Regions from separate parts of the Homo sapiens genome. Here region 2 is linked to region 1. Evidence: chromatin loops called from intact Hi-C (ENCODE). Cell type or tissue: HepG2. All regions are shown on one strand. Links, peaks and the distances in the headings refer to the core of each region. The heading gives the core; the rest is flanking DNA.

What was found. A loop is a pair of places that touch in the nucleus more often than their neighbours do. Peaks named below come from ENCODE experiments on the same cell type or tissue, not always from the same donor. Only the 100,000 strongest peaks of a DNase experiment are listed, where the experiment ranks them.
Region 2: it touches region 1 in a loop (2.9-fold over the local background); 6 of 110 quality-filtered maps call a loop at or near these places.

What each region holds. Positions count from the first base shown.
Region 1 is chr6:157,332,481-157,337,859 of GRCh38, reverse strand. It overlaps LOC105378076 (a long non-coding RNA gene), which reads right to left. Exons shown (of 3, transcript XR_943165.2): 3 at 4,910-5,379. Among named protein-coding and RNA genes, the nearest start is that of TMEM242-DT, 12 kb to the right of the region's middle. In HepG2, for the core only: a CTCF peak has its summit at 2,760; a DNase peak (open chromatin) is centred at 2,739; H3K27me3 peaks cover 470 bases.
Region 2 is chr6:157,611,373-157,616,751 of GRCh38, reverse strand. The region is part of intron 3 of ZDHHC14 (zDHHC palmitoyltransferase 14); the gene reads right to left. Among named protein-coding and RNA genes, the nearest start is that of MIR3692, 85 kb to the right of the region's middle. RefSeq lists enhancers at 1-221, 222-723. In HepG2, for the core only: CTCF peaks have their summits at 1,055 and 2,499; DNase peaks (open chromatin) are centred at 2,021, 2,531, 3,391 and 3,631.

The sequences.
Region 1 (5,379 bases), core at 241-5,240:
TTCAGTGAAATTGAGAAATACAGCAAAGGAAATGTAATTCTTGCTCATGGCTTGATGGATTCAGAAATGTGAAAAATGGTAAGTTAGAAGTCATTAGCACAGGAGTTGGCAGAATCGAGCTACCAAAGGATCATATTGTTCTTGGTCATTTGCCTTCTCATTACTCTTAAGGCAAAGACTAATTACCTGCCTACGAGAATCCAACACTTGTCTCTAAGCCAATATTTAGGGGCTATCATGAGGCATATTCTCATCCCTCCCTCCCCACAAAAATCTTGGAAATAAGAGAAATAAGATACTCTCTGAGAGTTAAGTTTCAAATCACTAGGACAGAATAATAACAAAGAAATACAAAGTCACCTTAAAAACAGAAGTACCCTCAGCCTGGGCAATATGCCAAAACCCCATCTCTACAAAAAAAATACAAAAATTAGCCAGGTATGGTGGCTCATGCCTGTAGTCCCAGCTACTTGGGAGGCTGAGGTGGGAGGACTGCTTGAGCCTGGGAGGCGGAGGTTGCAGTGAGCCCAAGTTGTGTCACTGTACTCTAACCTGGGCGACAGAGGGAGACCCTGTCTCAAAACGAAAACCCAAAGCAAAACAAAACCCAGAAGTATCCTGAGAGCTGGAGGACTTGGCTTTGGCTGGATTGAGTATATCAAACTATCTGAAGCAAAATGCGCTCGTCAGAAAAGGCCACCAAAGCTCATCATCAAAGCAGACATCAAGAGTGCTCAATGAATTCCCTTGCAGAAGAACAAGCTTGAATTGCTTGGAATGTTTAGATATCCTTACTGTGAAACAAACACCTCAGCTTATCTCAGCCTGATGCCTTTAAATAATCAATTCTAATTCCCCATGTTTCAATTCCGTATTTACCAAGAAATATTTTTATAGGAATAATTTTATTTCAAAAGTAATACATGTTTATAACAGAAATCATCAGAAAATATGGGCCAAGCCCAGGGATAACATTAATGCCTTGATAGATTTTCTTCCATGCCATTTTTCACACACAGAAATATACAAATATACATATTAACAAAAATAGAAAGGTTTCTATTTTGGGGTGGGGTTCAACTTGCTGTTCACTCAATAATGAATAATGAACATCTTTGTATATCAACAAATATACCTCTGTGACAGCAGGTTCATAATTACATATTATTTTTGATGGGGGGCAATCCTATAATTTATTTAACAAAGCTCTCATGCATATTTCTTTCATTTCCATCCTTTTGCAATTATTAACAGCATTGTTGGAGACATCCTTGTAGCAAATCTTTGCAACTCCTTAACCATTTCCCTGCACAGATTCTCAAAGGGCATGGACATTCCAAAACTTCTGATACATTTTGCCAGATTGCTTTCCAGAAAATAATCCTGTAATTTTTCCAGTGTTTGCCAGTTTTATAGGTGATGAATCAATCATTAGGCTATTGTTTTAATTTGTCATGAGGTTGAAATTTTTTCATGAATTTCTTAGACACTCGAATTTCTTGTTTTTAAAATCTTCCTATTCATAATCTTTGCCCCCTTTTTAAACAATGGGATATCTAGAGCTTTCTTGCTTATTTACAGAGGTCCTTATACGAATAAGGATATGAACTTTTGTGATCCATCGTACAAATATTTTTGTTATTTGCCTTTTGCTGCAATATGGTGTTTTGCCTTAAGCTCAGAATCAGTTAGGAATGAATTTAACTTCAGGAAATAGAAAACTCAGCTCCACTCTCTTAAGGGGGACTTATTATCTCATGTAACAAGCATCTCATAGAGAGGCAGCTGTTGGACCTGATTCAGACAGTTGACAATGTGACAGCTCACGTCCCTGTCCTCTCGTAGCCCCTCCCATTTGTTACCTTATCATCATTAAATGGCCGCTGCAGAACTAGCCACCAGGTCTGTGTTCCAGGCAGAAGGAAGAAGAGTGGAGGAAGAGACAAGACCAGCCGACCTTTGCTTATGTCTTATTGGCCAGAACCGATTTCATGGCCACTCCCAACAGTTAGGAAGAGGCTGGCAAGGGCGAAGGAGGCATAGGATTAAGTGAGCAAACTTAATCTGTCTGCTGTAGAGCAGTGTTAAGACTTTATGTAGTCAAACTGACCTACATTTATTTCTTCGGTTTCATGCTTTAAAAGTTCTTCCCAACTTATTTACCAACTTATTTCGGTAGATATTCATCTATATTTTTTCCATTATTTTTATTGTTTCATTTTGTCCCCAAATCCTTTTTGAACTTTCTCCTCTGATTTGAAATACTCCACTTCTTCACTAAGCTATGAGATGCACTGAAGTGCGTTTTGGCCGGTACTATTCTGTTCTGCAGATCTAGATTCCTATTCTGTGCTATAGCTAGTACTTTAATTAATGCAAAGTACCATGCATTTTAACATTGTGAGGCAAGTCCCTCTCATCATAGTGCTTTCTCAACAAAATGTTGACCTTTCTTGAATGTTTATTATTCAGATGAATTTTGAATCATTCTAACAAGGTTTAAAAGTAATCTTATTTGAGGCAGGGCATGGTGGCTCATGCCTGTAATCTCACCACTTTGGGAAGCCCAGGCAGGTGGATCACCTGAGGTCGGGAGTTCAAGACCAGCCTGGACAACATGGTGAAACCCTGTCTCTACTAAAAGATATAAAAATCAGCCAGGCATGGTGGCCCGCGCCTGTAGTCCCAGCTACTTGGGAGGCTGAGGCAGAATCGCTTGAATCCGGGAGGCGGAGGGCGTAGTGAGCCTAGATGGCGCCATTGCACTTTAGCCTGGGTGACAAGAGTGAAACTTCATCTCAAACAAAACAAAACAAAACAAACAACAACAACAAAAGAAGATCTTATTTGGATTTTAACAGGAATTGCATTACATTTATAACATAAAGGAGAAGAATTAACAACCTGTGTGATTAAGACTTCTAGGCCGGGCGTGGTGGCTCATGCCTGTAATCCCAACACTTTGGGAGGCCGAGGCGTCCGATCACGAGGTCAGGAGTTTCAGACCAGCCTGACCAACACGGTGAAACCCCGTCTCTACTAAAAATACAAAAAAATTAGCCAGGCATGGTGGCGTTCGCCTGTAATCCCAGCTACTCAGGAGGCTGAGGCAGGAGAATCGCTTGAACCTGGGAGGCAGAGGTTGCAGTGAGCCGAGATCACACCACTGCACTCCAGCCTGGGCGACAGAACGAGACTCCGTCTCAAAAAAAAAAAAAAAAAAAAAAGGAAAAAAGAAAAAAGAAAAGACTTCTAGGGCAGAAGCATGATGGAGGCAAGTCTTCTTGTTTATGTCAGTAAAGTGTTGTGATCATCACATAGTGGATTTCTTCCCCTCTGTTTTGTATTTTAATGGGGTATAGCTAATGTATAGAAAAGTTGAAACTTTTATTAAGATTTCTTTTACAGCTGGAAACTTCACTGAATCCTCAATCATTCTAAACGTTTTTCCTTACTTATTATATGTCCAATTAATCTGCCAGAACCTCCAAGAGGGGGGTGTCCCCTGCAACTTTGATTGTTATCTGGCTTCCCATTATGGTTCTTTTGCCATATTTTTCATTATACTATATTAAGCTGGCATTCACTCATGAGCCTAATTAACGTAATTTTTCCCCTGAGAGATAAATCTACTCTTGCTCTGCTGACAAAAGAAAGTTTCAGAGACAGCGGAGCTGAGCTGGCCCATGTTGTGTGGCATAAGCCACCTTGCAAGTTCTAACCTGTCCCTCAGTGGAGGAATGTCTTCTACATCGCTTTGTACATATTAATACAAAAAAATGTATTTATGAACCTCTGTTGTAGAGGTATATTTGTTGACATACAAAGATGTTCATTTTTTGCTCAGAAAGTACCTAATTCCATTTTGGGGACATTTCAAATTTTTAAAAGTTCTCATGTGTAGAGACATGATCTACCCAATATAACTTCTCTCTGTGCCTCCTGAGAGAGGCATCAGCTTCCCAATTCTTCTCTCTCCAACCTAAATATATCTCCCTCAATGATTTCTTCTTAGATAAGCTGGCTAAGACTTCTCACCCTCCTTGTCACTCCCCTTCGCCTGCCTGCTCTTGGAGGACGCTTCCTCCACAGTGGCCCCCAGAACAGATGGGAATGAGTGGGAGAGACTTCTCCTAGGCAGACGCACAATGACCTCCACTGTTTCAGCATTATCGCCAACTAAATTGTCCATTTCTTTGTCTCAGGAAGTGCTTCAGGCCAAATCTCTCCCATCCTGCACTTGTGTATTTTCTGAAAATTTGATTTATTCCTGTTAAAGTTCATTTTATGTGTGATTGACTTTTGTTCTTGTCTAGCTAAGTAATTTTGAGACATTTCTGTCATTCATCTCATTCATTAAATAACCAAACCTTCTTGTTTTGTGCCTTACATAAAATTTAATAGCCTGCCTTCTAGCTCTAGGTCCAAGTTGCATATAAATACGTTGAAATGGCCAGGGCTGAGGAGAGACCTGTGGCGTGACCTCGGGTGTCTCCTTCCAGGTGATACATAAATCACTCTTCTTTAGGCATAGGTGGTCAATCAGCTTCAAACGTAACCAATCTTATTGATAAAGGGATGAAAGGAAGGACCTTGTCAAAGATCAGCTGGGGAAGAGTATTGTCCAGAGCTCCATGTGACCCATCTGTGATGTGGTCAGCTATGGGTGCAGCCACTACAACAGAGCAGCGCACACAGGAAAAAACCAGGACCTAGAATCAGATCTGACTCCTGGAGTGGAACACACAGTGGGCTGGGGCGAGGCTGGGGTTTCAGAGAGAATCGTTATGTTAGTAATATTAGGAAGTACCACCAGCCACTCAGCTCACGGTACCCTATGGGCTTTTGCTTCTAGACGATGTGAGTGGCACATGTGGTTATGAGAGTGGCATGTACTTCACAGGCTGCTGCGTGTGCAGGTGTGCAATGAGGTTAATGCATTAAATAAGACTATTTTACATGAGAGGGGTGTGTTTTCCCAATTCTAGCAAAGACACCATAAGGGCTTTCATGATATCCCCGTGAAAGACAGTGTGGGAGCCAGAGAAAGCAAGCCTGGATAGTACCTTGAAGGATGGCTGCGAGGGCGTTAGGAGAGGGAAGAGCAGACAGAGTGCCAGGAGAGAGGAAGTCATCAGGACATCATGTGTTGCAGATTGGGTGGACCATTGATAAATGTGGTTCCCACTAGGCAGAGCTGCTGGCCTATACATGGCTGTCTTTGGGTCTGGTGGTGACTCTGGTTCAACTCGCTTTGGCCAGGGTAAGTGGATGATGTGAGATGAAACACAGCCACCCCTGCAAATGGAACCACGCCTGGCCATTTTTCTGAGGAAATGACTAGCATTCAACACATCATCAAATTTCTCCAGTCCATGC
Region 2 (5,379 bases), core at 132-5,131, 280 kb before region 1:
GCACACTGTCCCTGCACCCGGACGTCTGATCCCCCCGAAGTATCTGTTCCTCCTGCCTCGTGTGTGGTTGGGATTTTAGGGCATACATCTGAGATTCCACAATCCCTCTGTCCCTTCAGTTCGAGGTCTGGTCTACGGTACACACTCAGGTCAGGGAGGGTGCACCTGGGAGTGGAGTGGCCTGGCAGCCTTTCCTGCTGGGCACAGGGCCGCTCGTCCTCTAGGGTGCCTGTGGGTTCTGTAGTGTCCAGCTCCAGCCTTGGGCCTGGCATCTCCCTGGGGTGAGCTGACCCCCTGGACACTTGTGGACCTAATTGTCCCACGGGCCCTCCCCTTCCGCAGGTCCCAAGCTCTGGTCATCAAGCTCCCTGCAATCTCTCCTCCTCACAAGCTGCCTCTTCTTTGCTAGTGGCATCCCCCATGGGGAACCCATTTATTTCATGCCCTCTGCCCCCTCATCCCTCACATCCAGGTGGTCAGCAGGAGGTGGTCATGGTCTCTCTGATCTCTCCTGTCTTGCTCCCCAGTGTCTGAAGGCCACTGCACTGTGCCGGCTCTTGTCCCCTCTTGCAGGAGCCGCTGTCACATCTTCCTGGACACCCCCCTTATGTGTCCCCCACACTGTTGCCAACAGGGCCTTCCAGTGCAAATGACATCTCAGGAGCCTCTTGCCTGAAGTCTCTGGGTGGTTCCTAATGCTGCTGGCGCCCCACTCTCCTGTCACTGGCTGCACCCCCAATGTGTCTGCAGAACCGAGTGCTCTGAGGTCTGGGTTTCCAAGCTGAGCTCCTTGGGTGCTGGGCAGGCCTCTGGCCCCCTCTCTCACCTCTTCTTCCTTCCCCTTGAACTATAGCAGTTAGACCTATGTCTGTTTTATATACTGAGTTTCCTCATTATTTTTCATTTTCTAAAATGGATCACTGCTTATAACAACCAAAACAAAACAAAACAAAACAAAACAAAAATGCAGTCAGCTAGTAAATGTGGCAAATGTTGACTGTAATTATTGTGAGCAGCTCTGAGTGAAGTTCCTAGGGTGCGATGCTGCCCCCTTATGAAACACCACATGATGGGCACTGCTGGCAGGATGTAGGACTCTACGGCAGAGGACTTGAACTTGGGTCCTGGCCTTTTGCCTAGTGATATGATGTGCACAGTTTCTGGGCCTCAGCAAGTCGGATATGCTATAAAAGGTTATTTCCAACTCAAATACTACGATTCCATAGCTAAATAAAACTTTTCAAGAACTGAAGTCAATTGTGTCTACACATTTCACACAATGAGGAAGTGCTGGCCAGCCCAGCAGCAGGAACTCTACAAATAAAGTATTTACGAGAACAGGGGCGCTTACAGACCCAGCCTAGGCCCAGAACAGGTTGGTGGCTCTAATGGCACTCAGAAATGACGAAGTACGACATCAATACCCCTGCCAGCAGACTTGGGTCCGCACAGACGTCTGGAGCTCTAAATACAGTGTGCTGTTTTTGTTTCTTGTTGTTCACATAAAGCTGCAAGCACTTCACTGAGTCACTGCAGTCCAGTCAGCAGGTCCTTAATTACTTTTCTCAACAAAGGCACTCAAAAGAACAGGCAAAGTTCTACCAGTTAGGACCGGCTATGGAATGTCGGGGGCCCGTGGCAAAATGAAAATTTGGGGCAGCTGCTTAAAAATCATTAAGAATTGGCCGGGCACAGTGGCTCATGCCTGTAATTCCAGCACTTTGGGAGGCGGAGGTGGGTGGATCCCCTGAGGTCAGGAGTTTGAGACGAGCTTGGTCAACATAGTGAAATCCCACCTACTAAAATTACAAAAATTAGCCAGGTGTGGTGGCGGGCACCTGTAATCCCAGCTAGCTGGGAGGCTGAGGCATGAGAATCGCTTGAACCTGGGAAGCAGAGGTTACAGTGAGCCAAGATTGCACCATTGCACTCCAGCGTGGGTGACACAGTGAGACTCTGTCTCAAAAAAAAAACAAAAAAAAAACATGAAGAGTTTCAAGCTGGAGAGAGCAGAACACGAAGTCCATCTGGGGCCCCGTGTGAGGAAGCAGGTCACACACTGGTGACCCCGGCCCTGCTAACTGCCATAGTGTTACGGCCTGGGAATGTGATTTTCCCATTTGTGGCAGATCGATGTCTAGCGATTCCATGGGGTTTTCTGAGAGGATTTATAGAGAGTTTTTCTAAGAACATCACACAGTGAGGAAGTTGTGATTTCCTCGGAGTTAAGGCCTAGTCAACAGCCCCTTCTCTATGGAGAGCCTTGGGGCTTTTCTTCCCCTTGAACTACAGCAGTTAGACCTATGTCTGTTTTATATATTGAGTTTCCTCATTACTTTTCATTTTCTAAAATGGATCACTGCTTACATCAACCAAAAAAAAAAAAAAATCAGTCAGCTAGTAAATGTGGTAAAGTTGACTGTAAATCAGTCAGCTAGTAAATGTGGTAAAGTTGACTGTAATTTTTGTGAGCAGCTGTGAGTGAAGTTCCTGGAGGTGGGGCTGCTCCCTTATGAAACACCACACAGTGGGGCACTGTTGATGGGATGTAGGACTCTATGGCACAGGACTTGAACTTGGGTCCTGGCCTTTTGCACTCCCCGCCCCCCCATCCCCCCTACCAAGAGCTGCGGTGTCTTCACCCAGGTGCACCAGCCAGCGGTGGGGGGGCTTGCCAAGAGCTGCCATTTTCTAGCCTGGGCGAGGCTGACTGGGTGAAGGTGTGATGGGAACAAGTTTACCAAGGAAGAAGGATATAATATCAGGGAGACCACGAGAGGAAGAGTCAGCAAACACTAAAACTGTCAGCCCTTTCAATACTATTTTCCAAGAGTATCAGAAACTGTTTATAGCCTCCAGGGCAACCGTTCTTAGACTTTTTTTTTCATTCCTTACTGGTTTAAAACTCTGATGACAGCTATGGATCCCTTCACTCTCGTGCACTCACACATTTTAGGTACAATTTCCCGAAGCCTATTCCTAGGCCCCAGGTTAAGAATGGATGACCTATCAGGTTAGTTCACAGAAACTGAAATAACTTATTTCAGATGATGAGATGGATGGGCTGCCTACTGCTCCAACAAGGCTGCTTGAAATGATTTATTTCAACCAGAATTTAAAACTGAGCTGTTCTAAGAAGGCAGGCCAACAGGTGCCTATCGTGTGGCATGCTAAATGTGCCATCCCCAGGGTCCCGGAGGTATACAACCTAAAATCCCAGCCCCAGGCAGGCTGACACCCTGGGCTAACCCCGGCATAAGTCAATGGAATCCTTGGCCTACTCAGAAGGAGCTACTCTAATTACGCTTTATTCCAGGATTTCTTAAACTAAGGGTTGTGATCAAATAGTGAGTCATGAAATTGATTTAGCTGGTCATGACCAGCACTAAAAACAAACAATAAAATAGAAAGTATCAAGGCATCTTCTGTTGAGAAAGGCAAGCACTGTTTCATGCCTTTTATGTGCATCTCTGTGCACTGGATCCCAGTAGAAAATGTATTTCCTACTGTGAGTTGCTGTAAAACACAAAAAGTTTGAAAGCTACTGTTTTATTCGAATTTGTAGGAGGCACACGTGAGGCCCTCCGATATCTGTTGAGTAGATAAATACACGTGTAGGTTGCGTCAGTCACAGACCTAAAGACACCATGAGTCATTTTCAGTGATGGCATTTCCACCCTCCCAGAACTGTGCAAGGATTACTAGCTCTTGATCAGACTTAATTTTTTTTAAATGATCATTTCTCTTGGAGTCTGACATTTTAAAATTTGTGCTTCTGGTAGGTTTGAGGGTGAAGGATATGGGTTTCATTTAGTTTAGATTGGGTGCCCGAGGCTTTTTTTTTCCCCCCAGTTGAGAACACTAACCTCATCATAGGGCCAAAAAAGCAATATACTTTTTTTTTTTTTCTCTAAGAGAGAAGACTACGATGGAGACATGAAGGTAGATACAGCAAGAGGAGCATCAAATTCTCTTTTTCTTCTTCCCTCCCTTCTCTCCTTCAGTAAATACTAACTGAGCAGCTGCATGCCAGTCAAGGAGTTGGCTGCTGGGAATACAGTAAGGGAAACTGACACAGGCCTGGCCTCTTGAAGCTTACCCAACTGTGGGCAGAGACATCGGCCACTCGAGTCCACACATCCCCAGTGTATACCATGACAACCCTGGTCAGAGCTATGAAGGAAGCATACAGAAAGCTATGGGAAGTGTGTGCAGTGGCAGGCTTCCCTGAGGAGCCCACGCCTGAACATCTCCCTGAAAGATGAGCAGGAATTAACAGAGAGGAACCAGAGGAGACCTCGGGGCTGGAGCCCAGGTGGCATGCAGGACTACGGTGCAAGCCGAGAGAGGTGGGTCTTGTATACTAGGTTAAGGATTTTGGCCTCCTTCCCATAGTGATGAGATTCTGTTTGGAAACGGTCACTCTGATGTCAGCATAGAGGCTGGATTAGATGAGGAGCAGAGTGGATGGTGGGTGTCCTCCGAGAGACCTTTGCACAGTTAAAGTGAGAGATGATGGCGGCTTGCAGCTGGCCGAGGCAGTGCACAGAAGGAAAGGGATGAAGTGGTTTAAGCTGGGATCCACCTAGTAAGCAAACTGTACAGAGCCTGGTGATGGATTAGGTGAGCAGGGTGTGGCAGAGAAAGGAGTCGGTAGGACCCTCACGTCTGTGTAGCCTGTGAATGGGGCTGGCCCTCAGCAAGGTGGGGGGTCACTGGGGAAAGATGATTTGGGGTGCTTTTATCTCCCCAAGTGGACATGTCCAGCGGGAAGCTGCATATGCATGTCTGGAGCTCTGAGGAGAGGTCTGAGCTAGAGACATAAGCCTGGCAGAAAGAGAGACTCCGGAAGGCAAAAGGAGCAAGACACAGGTATAAACACACACTCGTCAGAGCCACAAAGCCAAGAACCACACACACACAAAAGGGACGGAGCCGGTCAAAAAGATGCACAAACAGGGAAAGTCAGATGAACAGAGACAGACTTTCATGAAGCAATCGCTTGTGGCTTTTCTGGGTATGGAAGAAATATATTTTTCAAGCTAAGTTGCAGTTTGACAATTCCAGGCAGAAATAAGGTGAGCACTTGGCCAGAGTCCACCCTCCCTTGCTGGATCGTCTCCAACCTGCAGGCACACATCTACCTTTGCCTTGGAAGAAGGTCTCTTTGCACTGGGCACTGACACTGCAGTTGAGTATCACTGACAAAGCCAGAACAGGATGAAAATGTGCCCGGGAGGCCCCAGAAATTCTGTTGTTGAAGCTTTCCTATTGGCCAGGGATGCTCTCTCCAAAAAACTGTATTAGACATGTAATCTCACTCTTTTGTCATAAACAGTTTCTAAATAAATGCACAGAATAAAAAAGACGTGATACCTT